Regions from separate parts of the Homo sapiens genome. Here region 2 is linked to region 1. The links are chromatin contacts, found by Hi-C or POLR2A ChIA-PET in ENCODE. All regions are on one chromosome and are shown on one strand. The core of a region is the stretch at or near the end of the contact, and the rest is flanking DNA. Distances in the headings are between cores, read along the strand shown.

Region 1 (5,025 bases), core at 1,375-3,874:
AGAAGCAGAATGAACTGGAAAGATGATCTTCTTCTGGAGGTTGGCTGTCCAGTGGCCCACCTCCTCTCCAAATGTCCCCAGCCAAAATCTTCTCGGCATTCAGACGCTCCTTCTCTTCTGTCATGCCGTGCTGCCATTCTTCTGCTCTTCTGTTCGTCTCCTTGTGGAGCCAGGGGTTTGGGGTATGGGTACATGATAGGGGGTGTGGTGGGCCAAAAGTCAACTTTTGGGTGCAAAAACAGGAATGCCTGTTCCCATTTAGGGCCGCAGGTTTCCAGGCTTGAGGGAGGGGCATTTGCCAGGGAACTGCCCTCTTCTTTCCAGCATTTCCCTGTCTCCTGTCCAGATCACTGTGACTGCTGAGAGTGTTTCTTTGGTTTAACAGCAGGAAGAAGCTGTGCAAGAGTAGCAGGAAGTGCCAGAGAATTAACACTCCAAGGAGCAACCAAGTTGAGGTATAGGTGCCCAGTGGCACCCTGTTGAGGGGTAAATATCCCGCTTGTTAGGTGCGGTAACTCTGGGGAATGTTTTACACTGTCTCCCAGAGCTCCCTGGCAGGACTGAATCCCAGTTGCCCACAAAGGAAATGGCTTGAGGTACCCTTTGCTGGCTTCCTTCCTTTCCCTATTTCACTTCCCCACTTCCTGTCAGTGTTTTCTAGGATCATCTCCCAAGTAAACAACTTGAACTTGAATCCTTGTCTCAGGATCTCTGTCTGGGCTAGGGAACCCAAACCAAGACAATACGTTTTTCTTTGTTTGCCTTATTTAGTCAATTACCTGATCATTCATATATTTTTCCCATTTTGATATTGGAATTAGAATTACCTATTTTAAAATACTAAGGAAGGAAATATTAAGAAGGAAAAGATATTTGTGAAGGGTGACACTGATAGGTCACAAATCAGGAGCTTGCCAGATAATTAGTTAGCATGAAATTCAAATTGTCTTGAGATAGGTTAAGATTTAAAGTATGACAAGTTATTAAAAACAACTATTATATTCCAAGGTAATTGTCCCCTTTTAATCTTAGATGTGTCTTTAGTGGCTATTGAACTAAAGATTTCTTGGAGATAAAAATGAACTAAAATGTAGGAAAAGGAAAAAAACTAGAAAACTATGGTGAGGAGAATATTTTAGCCAAGGTGTACTAAATGTGTTGATTGAGTGCTATAAGCAAAGCTACATTCAAAAGTGTAAATATGCTCAAAATAGACTGTGATTATTTTTAGGGAGTGATTATGGTTCAGTGAGAAAACTGTTGAGGAGGTTTAACATGGAGAGATATTTTGGGTCAGATGACATTTTCTAGTGTCTAAAATCAATATGTTCTTAATTAAAGCACCAATCTCCCAAGAAGGCTCTGAAAGGCATAAACAATGTTAAACTAAGCTGGATCAGAGCCCAGAAAGTCAGCCAGACTAGGAGTGCATACAACTAGGGAGGAAAGAAAAAAAAGGAAGAAAAAACAACTTTCAAATGCAACTAACGATTTGGAGTTGGGGGATGGAGACAGAGGAGGGGGTAGAGACAACAAAAGAAAATTGCCAGTTTGCATCTTGCTCTGGGCCAGGAATCAGATGATCACTCCAGAAGAATCTGTTCAGAGGCCATTCTTCCAGCTGCACAATTGAAGCATTTGCAAAGGTAAAACAAGGACAATCAGACAACCTAGCTCGCCTTGTATGGGCAATGAAAGCTTTTAAGGAGGACACACAGAATACAAATCCACAGGAGTGAAACTTAAAAGGCTCTGCAGGTCTGTGACTGCCCCCTGCTTTCATGCCACATCTAGCAGAGTTAAATGAAAAAAAATGTGACTCAGTCATTTTAAGGTGTTTTATCAGGACAGATCCTAATGTTTTTCTGAACTTACAAGATACACTAAGGTTATGTGTCTACACAACAGAGACTATCCAGAAGAAATGTGGAAAATTCAGCACAGGTTAGAGTTAGTGCAAGTGATGACTGCTGGATCCCAAATCTGGTTGAGATTTATTAAAAGATAAATGCTCAATAATCCATCAGCTCTGTGTTAGTCAGATTCAAAGAGCTCACAGTCTAATTGGTCAGGAAGAGATTCCGCTGAATATATCTGTCTCAAACTAAAGATGTATCTACTTAAGTACATTTATTAGGTGCTCCTCCAACCATTACCACTAAATAAAGAGAATTTATTACATTGCCTGCCTCACCATATACTGAATTATTTAAGACTGTCAGCAGCCATCAACTAAATAAGCAAGGATAGAGGTGGTTTTGGGGAAACTCCATTAAAGTACATTACCAATGCATATTAGTCAGAATAGACTTTGGTTTTCTGTGATAGCAAACTACCCCTAAATCTCAGTGGATTCATCCAGCACAGTTTCTTTCTTGCTCACACTACATGTTCCAGGTAAATCAGCAAATATTGCTCCACATAGTCTCTGAAGGACTTGGGCTGATGAAGGCTCCACCAGCTCATCGCTGCACCATCTGGAATACGTGGCCAGGAAGCGGAGGTGGAAGAAGAGAAACTAAAGGGAATCCCACACATGTCACTTCTGCTCATGTTTCATTAGCCAGGATTAATCCCACGGCTCCTTCCAAGCACAGGCAGTTGACAAGTGCTGTGTCATTTGTGCCTGAAAGAGGAAGGGGAAGGAGCCGGATATGGGAGTAATTTCCACATACGCATATTAGTGACCTGGAATTCTGGAGGTTTTCCTAGCACAACGTGATTTCCTAGCATAATCGAGGTCGAGAGGCAAAGCTAAGGATACATAACAAAAGGCATGAGCCCCAGCTCAGAGGTCCCAAACCAAGGCCAGGAGCCAAAGAGGGAGGGAGGTTTGGACAGCCACGAACAAAGGAGGGAGCATCAAAATCCTGATAATGTCTTATGGCAAAGCTAACCTGTCATAAAGCTATTTTAATTGACTTTGTTTTCATGCAAAGTGGCTTTTCCCTCAGGCATCTTAAATATGTCACTTGATAATTGACATCACACCATCTGCATTTTTCAAAGTATGGTCCTTGTATCACTGGGAACAGATATATCTGAGGGGCTTCAGAGAAATACAGATTTCTAGGATCCAACCAAGATTTTACGGATTAGAATCTCTGAAGGAGGTTCCAGGAATCTGCATTTTTTTTTGAGATGGAGTCTTGCTCTGTCACCTAGGCTGGAGGGCAGTGGCGTGATCTCGCCTCACTGCAATCTCCGCCTCCTGGGTTCAAGCAATTCTCTGCCTCAGCCTCCTGAGTAGCTGGGATTACAGGTGCCCACCACCACGCCTGGCTAGTTTTTTGTATTTTTAGTAGAGACGGGGTTTCACCATCTTGGCCAGGCTGGTCTTGAACTCCTGACCTTGTGATCCACCCGCCTCAGCCTCCCAAAGTGCTGGGATTACAGGCATGAGCCACCGTGCCGGGCCAGGAATCTGCTGTTTAACAAGTAACCCCTAGGTAATTCTATGCATTCTCAGCTTTGGGATTCTGTTTTTGACTTGTGCCAGAATCTAGGGAAAGTCCGAGATCTGGGTTGGGTTTAGGCCCTGGGAGAATGCCCTGCATGGTCCTGGTCACCAAGTAGAACCTGCCCTACCACGAGAAGGCATTTGGTAAAGTCAAGACCGTGCATTTAGGTTAAATGGGGGACTTTTCTGGAGGAGGAAGATTTAAGAGCATATAAACTAGGTTGATTCTGAGATCCTGAAAAACTGGGTTTGGGAAGGACTGGCTAAACACAGAGTAGCTTCAAGGACAACAGAACTTGTAGGTAGGTATTCAATGAATTGACAATGGTGGGGATAAAGAAGCGCCCAGTTTCTGAGGTTGAGTTTTGGAAATGGTCAGGTGGAGCAGATGAGGGCCTTTGGACTTCTTCGGCACATGCTGCAAGTGCTGCTCCTTAAACAGGCTGGGCTGGGCAGAGAGGGAACAGCTGGTGAATCCTGAACCCTTTTTGCTGAGATTATGGGAGGTGGGGTGTGGAAGGAGGGCAGACAAACTGTAAGAAACACTGTCACGGCTATTAGAAACTTTTTTAGAATAGAGAGAAAAGTACCTACCAGACAATTAGAAAACAGAGCTATTACACACATTACAGGAGGGAGGAGTGAAAGCAAAATGGATGCATCACAAAGTTTTGTGACATCCACAACTCACAAAAATTAATGGGCATCTGTGGGTTAAACACCGAGAAGAAATTCAGATATCCAAACAAAATTAAGACTATGAATCTTGGGCTGGAAAGTAAGAATATGGAAAGAAAGCAGAATGTATATGTATATGGAGGACTATCTCCAAAATGTCAACTGTCTAACCCTAAAAAGTTATTTCACAGTTGCAGAAGAAATCATTTTGCTTAACTGGAAACATTTATTAGCTGCAAAATGCACAAGCCCCTGTGAGCTCTTCAAACATATGATCAGAAAGTGAGCTATCTGCCCGGCACGGTGGCTCAGGCCTGTAATCCCAGCACTTTGGGAGGCCGAGGCAGGCGGATCACAAGGTCAGGAGATCGAGACCATCCTGGCTAACATGGTGAAACCCCGTCTCTACTAAAAATAGAAAAAATTAGCTGGGCGTGGTGGTGGGCGCCTGTAGTCCCAGCTACTCGGGAGGCTGAGGCAGGAGAATGGTGTGAGCCCAGAAGGTGGAGCTTGCAGTAAGCCGAGATTGCGCCACTGCACTCCAGCCTGGGCAACAGAGCAAGACTCTGTCTCAAAAAAAAAAAAGAAAGAAAAGAAAAGAAAGTGAGCTATCTTTGGAAGTATAACATCATGCCCTACATGATATGGGGCTAAGGTCAACATCAGAGGTCTAAGTGTGGCTTAGTTGAATGTGCTCAGGATCTTGTGTGCATTCTGTTCAGATACCAGCATTTTATCTTGATATTCTAGGACAAGGAATTCCAAACAATGTTATTCACCATTAATTTTTGTGAGTTGCAGATGTTTCAAAACTTTCTGATGTGTGCATTTTGCTTTCACTCCTCTCCTTCCCTTTCTCTTCTTCCTCCTATCTGGTATGTAAAAGT
Region 2 (5,025 bases), core at 661-3,160, 42 kb before region 1:
CCCAGGAGGCGGAGGTTGCAGTGAGCCGAGATCGCACCAGTGCACTCTAGCCTGGGAGAAAGAGTGAGACTCCATCTCAAAAAAAAAAAAAAAAAAAAAAAAACACCACACGAAGAACTGGCTGTCCCAGTGACCCACATTCCCAGTGGCAACAACTGACTTGAGTCAACTTGGGTAGAGGATGCCCCTTTTTGGGAAGACTCTTTCTCTTCAGTTTGCCACAATCCCCACCATTCTCTTATACTCCCTAAAACTGAGATACAAAGTCAGTTGCCACTTACCATGTTTTACTGGGCCTCCCTCCCTTATAACGTGACTGCTTGGCCCGTGAGGTGTATGGGAAAACAGGCCAGGTCCTTCCAGTCACCCCAGGAACAGTGAGGATGCATTACTCATAGATGAGGCTTAGGGTATTTGCTGGAAAAGCATGCATCTGAGTTTGGAGATAACTTGGAAGGTTAAATACGGAAAAGACTTTCAAAGATCATCTCATTCAAACTCTTCATTGTAGAAGAGGAAACTGAGGTCCCAGAGGCTGAGTGACTTGTATCACATCACACAGTGAATTTACAGAAAATCCCAGCTTAAAGCCCAAGTCTCTTAACTGCTGGCTCCTATCACTGTAATAACAGAAATGGGAAAAAGAAACAACTAGAGAGAAAGGAAGGAGAGTGGGGACACAATCTCCCTTCCCCCTCTCCCAGGCTGTGGCAGGCAGCCAACTGGAGCTTTCTGCATATTTAATTTAAATCTTTGTCTGCCCTGGCAAGGACAAAGTACAATCTGTTTTATGTAAAAAGTCTTCCCTGAGGAAAGCCTCGGCCTCCAGCTGCGAAACTGATTGATGTTCTTCAAGTCCCCAGGAAGCTCTGCTGGGATCCGAGGTTGCGGTTTCCAAAAAAAGAGTCTGTGAAAAGGAAGCACTGAAAACAACAACAACAAAATTTCCTTTATTGTGTTTCTCTCAACCTGGGAGAATTAGACTAAAACAAGGAGGGGGGTGTTGGGACATGCAAATACAGACTGTATTTTAAAAGCAGATTTCAGAGTCCCAGATGGGAGGGGTTTGGGATGGCAAGCTGCTGCCAGAGGGAGACTGGAGTCTTGTCTAGAAGCTTTATTTGCATAGCAAGCACTTTGCTTTTACTTAGATTGCCTGTTCCAATCAATAAAGCTACTAAAATGTTCTGAAGATGCTTTATCCACACTTGAGGAAAGACTGAAAGCATCAATATCCAATAGTGTCACTAGTGATGTTTTATTTGGAATGTTTGGGAAATGTTCTAATAGAGATTAAAATCCATCTTATTTTGTGGGTTTCCTGATACTGTATTTTGGAGAACCAGATCTGGGGTGGCATTTCTTGCAAAACCAAAGCCAGTTTTGAAATCCAGTCTCAGAGTCATCTCTGAATGTTTCTGGATTGTTACAGCCAGGGCATCTCCTGCCAGATTTCTGCTCCATCCCATATGACATCTACTTTAACCTGAGGCCTTATGCACAGATAGCAACACTGAAGTGCCCCCAGAAGACCCAAAGAGGGCAAGACCACTACAAAAGTTTTGAGGATGATGGAAGTTTCACCCCGGAGGACTGGTTTTTCCCACTGGTCCCTGGCCCTGCCTGGGGCAGCCCGTGTATCAGGCTGGAAGGAGGGCATGGGTGACAGTGCAAGGTTCTGCCTTCACCTTCTGGCTCAGCAGCCAAACTTCAGTGTGAAGCCAGAACAAAGCTATTGCCAGGTCAGGGCTAAGGAGCTCGAGCCTGTCTTGGGGTGGAGCCAGGACCCAGAAACCACTGCCATGAGCCACCAGCTGGCTCTGATCCCAGGAACATGTGCAGCTGCTGCACAGGCCAGACTAGTCCTGAAGACTGTCACTGTGCCAGCCCCTCCATTAGGCCTCCCGGTCTCTGCTCTCATCAGGCTCACACCCAATGCCCCGTGTGTACTTTGGCATCTGCCTGCCTTTAGATGTCCTGGGATGACTGAATAAACCTTCAGAAAAGCCATGTGACCTGCTGATTCTTATCTTTCTGGACATCACACCTTTGTTCTAAAACTCCTTAGAGGTCAAAGTGTATAGATCCAAATCTCTGAAGTTCCTTGGTATGATGAAAATGAAGGAATAAACAATTTCCCTTAACTCTGTGTGGTCTAATTTAAGGGCCTTTCATTAGTACTCACAGGAAAAACACAGGCACCATGGCAGCGGAAACAGAAATCCCTCCCCACATGCCCTGATGGTGGGGGCAAAACCCATGAATGGCCACATTCACAGCTGTTTCTAGAAGTGCTTCCTGGTATCGTGGGCATTAAGCTTCAGTAATAAAGTTAACAGCAATACAGTCATACTGGAAAAAGGTCAAAAGGAGGAAAACCTTTATTTAAAATATTATGCTGTTCTTTTTACAAACTAGGTCATCTTCTGTATCAGTAGCTATTCCTCAAGGCATTCGGTCCCACTGACCCTTTAAGAACTTATTTTAAAAAATCGGGCTGCTTCTTACCCCAATTTTGTTTCTTCCCAAATGTGTTAGGCACTCTCCAACCTGGATACAAATTCCAGCATTTTGACAAGGTGTACCTAGTCCTCTTCAGATTCTCTTATCACCAGGGAAAGGCCTGTACAACTGCTCAGTAAGCCTTGGCCGTAAGGTATGCTCCCTAATACAGAATAAAGGGCAGGATGCCACAGTGCGGCCAGCAGGCTCAGTCCCATGGAGAGCAGCCCAGTACGGCTTAAGCTGTAAAGACAAGTAAGACAAGGTCTCTGTGCTCAGGAAACTGGTAATCTAGGGGAGGCCGTGGATGTGTTGCTTAACAAGGTGATAAGTGCATGCTAGCAGTGTGAACCAAGTGCCATGGGAACTCTGAGGAAGCAATGATTAATTATGCAGGGTATGGGGATTAAAGATCTGGGAATGTTTTCCAGAGAGAGAAACAGTGGAGCTGAAACAGATGATGAGCAGGCTTTGATCATGACAAAATTTGGGGGACAGAGTGCTCAGCAAGATACATTCCAGGAAGACGCATGGTGCAAAAGTCTTCCAGACACTGAAAGCTTTTGTTACATGAAATGCTTGGAGCACAGCAGGTCATCCAGGACAGTTGGAGTTTACAGTATAAGGTGGAGGGTGACACGGAAAGACCAAATAGTTGGGTTGGGCCAGATGGTGACTCTCGGACAACCAACTCCTTGGACTTTACCCTGAAGGCAGTGGTGAAGCAGATGAAGGATTTTAAGCAACTGGCTGGGTCAAGGGTTTAGTTTGGTGTATGACAAGCAAAGTTGTCTAAAAGGGACTCTGGGAGGTCACTTGGGGTGGCTTGGACAAGCCAAGTGGAACAGGGGCTTCCCCCCTTCTCCCAGTGGGGTGGGCTGCCCTAAATTTAGCTTCCCACAGAACTGGCAGTTTCTTTCCCACCCTACTCATATGAGCTACCACTCTCCACAGTCCTCAAATCTCCAGAACTGGAAAGCTGGCTTTCCCAGACAACTTCTCAGAACATCTAACACATAACTCAGACTGCCTGGTGCCCCAGTACCTATTTCCATCCCCACTGATAAGTTGTTCTGATCCTCTCTCCACATGGAAAGCAATAAGGAGGTAGAGTCCTTCCCCTAAAACATAACTTGCCATATTCTAAAAGATTCATTTTCTTGGATTCATGAAAGGCTGGGAGATTGTAGATGACTCTTTTGCCTGCTGACACTTGCTTTGTATGTTTCTACAATAAAGCCTGTTTCTAAATTCATACCAAGGGGTATTTTGGAACGCCTTCTGATCCTGGTGTTTTCTGACCAGGGTGACTATGAAGGAACCCACATTGTACCAAAGTGGGATGGCCTAGGAATGGAATAAGTCATTTCCCCATTGTTGATTAAGACTCTTTGTGTTGTAACAGAAAATCCAACTAAAACTGGCTTTAAAATTGAAGGGAATTTATTGTTTCACATAATTGTTAGGGTGGGCATAGAGTAGTTAATCCAGTGTTTTAATGATGCTATCAATGGCCCATTTCTCTCTCTCTGTCCTACCTTCACTAGTGTCAGCATTTTTCTTTTTCTTTTTTTTTTTTTTTTTTTTGAGATGGAGTTTCGCTCTTGTTGCCCAGGCTGGAGTGCAATGGCACTATCTCAGCTCACTGCAACCTCCACCTCCTGGATTCAAGTGATTCTCCTGCCTCAGCCTCCCAAGTAGATGGGATTACAGGTGCCCGCCACCACACCCGGCTAATTTTTCTTGTATTTTTAGTAGAGATGGGGTTTCGCCATGTCAGCCAGGCTGTCTCGAACTCCTTACCGCAGGTGATCCGCCTGCTGCAGCCTCCCAATGTGCTGGGATTACAGGCGTGAGCCACGGCGCCCAGCCATGTCAGCTTTTTCCTTTTTTTTTTTTTTTTGAGATGGAGTCTTACTCTGTTGCCCAGGCTATAGTGCAGTGGCATGATCTCGGCTCGCTGCAACCTCCACCTCCTGGGTTCAAGTAATTCTCTGCCTCAGCCTCCCTAGTAGCTGGGATTACAGGCACCCTCCACCACACCTGGCTAATTTTTGTATTTTTAGTAGAGACGGGGTTTCACCATCTTGCCCAGGCTGGTCTTGGACTCCTGACCTCGTGATCCACCGGCCTTGGCCTCCCAAAGTGCTGGGATTACAGGCGTTAAGCCACTGCGCCCAGCCGTGTCAGCCTTTTTTTAAGGCTGACTCTCCCAATGGTTGTAGAAATGCTGACAGTCACAATCAAGTCTCTAATAGTTACATCTGATGGCAAAGAGGGCTTCTAGACCAGCATTCCAGCCAGTGTCCTGAGATTCACCTAAATCGAGTAAGTTTAATTGACATATTTGTTGTTGTTGTTGTTGTTGTTTTGAGACAGGTTCTTACTCTGTCACCCAGGCTGGAGTGCAGTAGTACGATCTCAGCTCACAGTAACCTCCACCTCCCAGACTCAAGCAATCCTCCCACCTCGGCCTCCCAAGTAGCTGGGACCACAGTCACCCGCCACAATGCCTGGCTAATC

The links. Hi-C counts contacts between places; a loop is a spot of excess contacts on that map. ChIA-PET counts read pairs that join two places held with the same protein, here RNA polymerase II (POLR2A). Pooled maps may share reads with other maps.
Region 2: a map of heart right ventricle shows a loop between it and region 1 (6-fold over the local background). The contact joins two enhancer-like sites. A Hi-C loop is called at or near these places in 23 of 168 maps with a recorded cell type or tissue (Caco-2, PC-3, Right ventricle myocardium inferior and 9 more), 6 of 37 single-sample maps with no recorded cell type and 19 of 50 pooled maps. POLR2A ChIA-PET finds 5 or more read pairs at or near these places in 5 of 52 experiments (H1, MCF 10A, PC-3 and 2 more).

What each region holds. Positions count from the first base shown.
Region 1 is chr10:63,668,115-63,673,139 of GRCh38, reverse strand. The region is part of intron 2 of LOC107984238 (a long non-coding RNA gene); the gene reads left to right. All of the region lies in intron 1 of LOC124902438 (a long non-coding RNA gene), which reads right to left. Among named protein-coding and RNA genes, the nearest start is that of REEP3, 150 kb to the right of the region's middle. Within about 2 kb of position 2,624, at least 8 of the 41 ENCODE cell types and tissues checked have a DNase peak (open chromatin) inside an H3K27ac peak, as active enhancers do; they include endothelial cell of umbilical vein, heart right ventricle, left ventricle myocardium inferior and 1 more, where a contact is called at or near this core.
Region 2 is chr10:63,709,281-63,714,305 of GRCh38, reverse strand. No RefSeq gene overlaps it. Among named protein-coding and RNA genes, the nearest start is that of REEP3, 190 kb to the right of the region's middle. RefSeq lists an enhancer at 352-1,030. Within about 2 kb of position 1,910, at least 33 of the 41 ENCODE cell types and tissues checked have a DNase peak (open chromatin) inside an H3K27ac peak, as active enhancers do; they include endothelial cell of umbilical vein, heart right ventricle, left ventricle myocardium inferior and 1 more, where a contact is called at or near this core.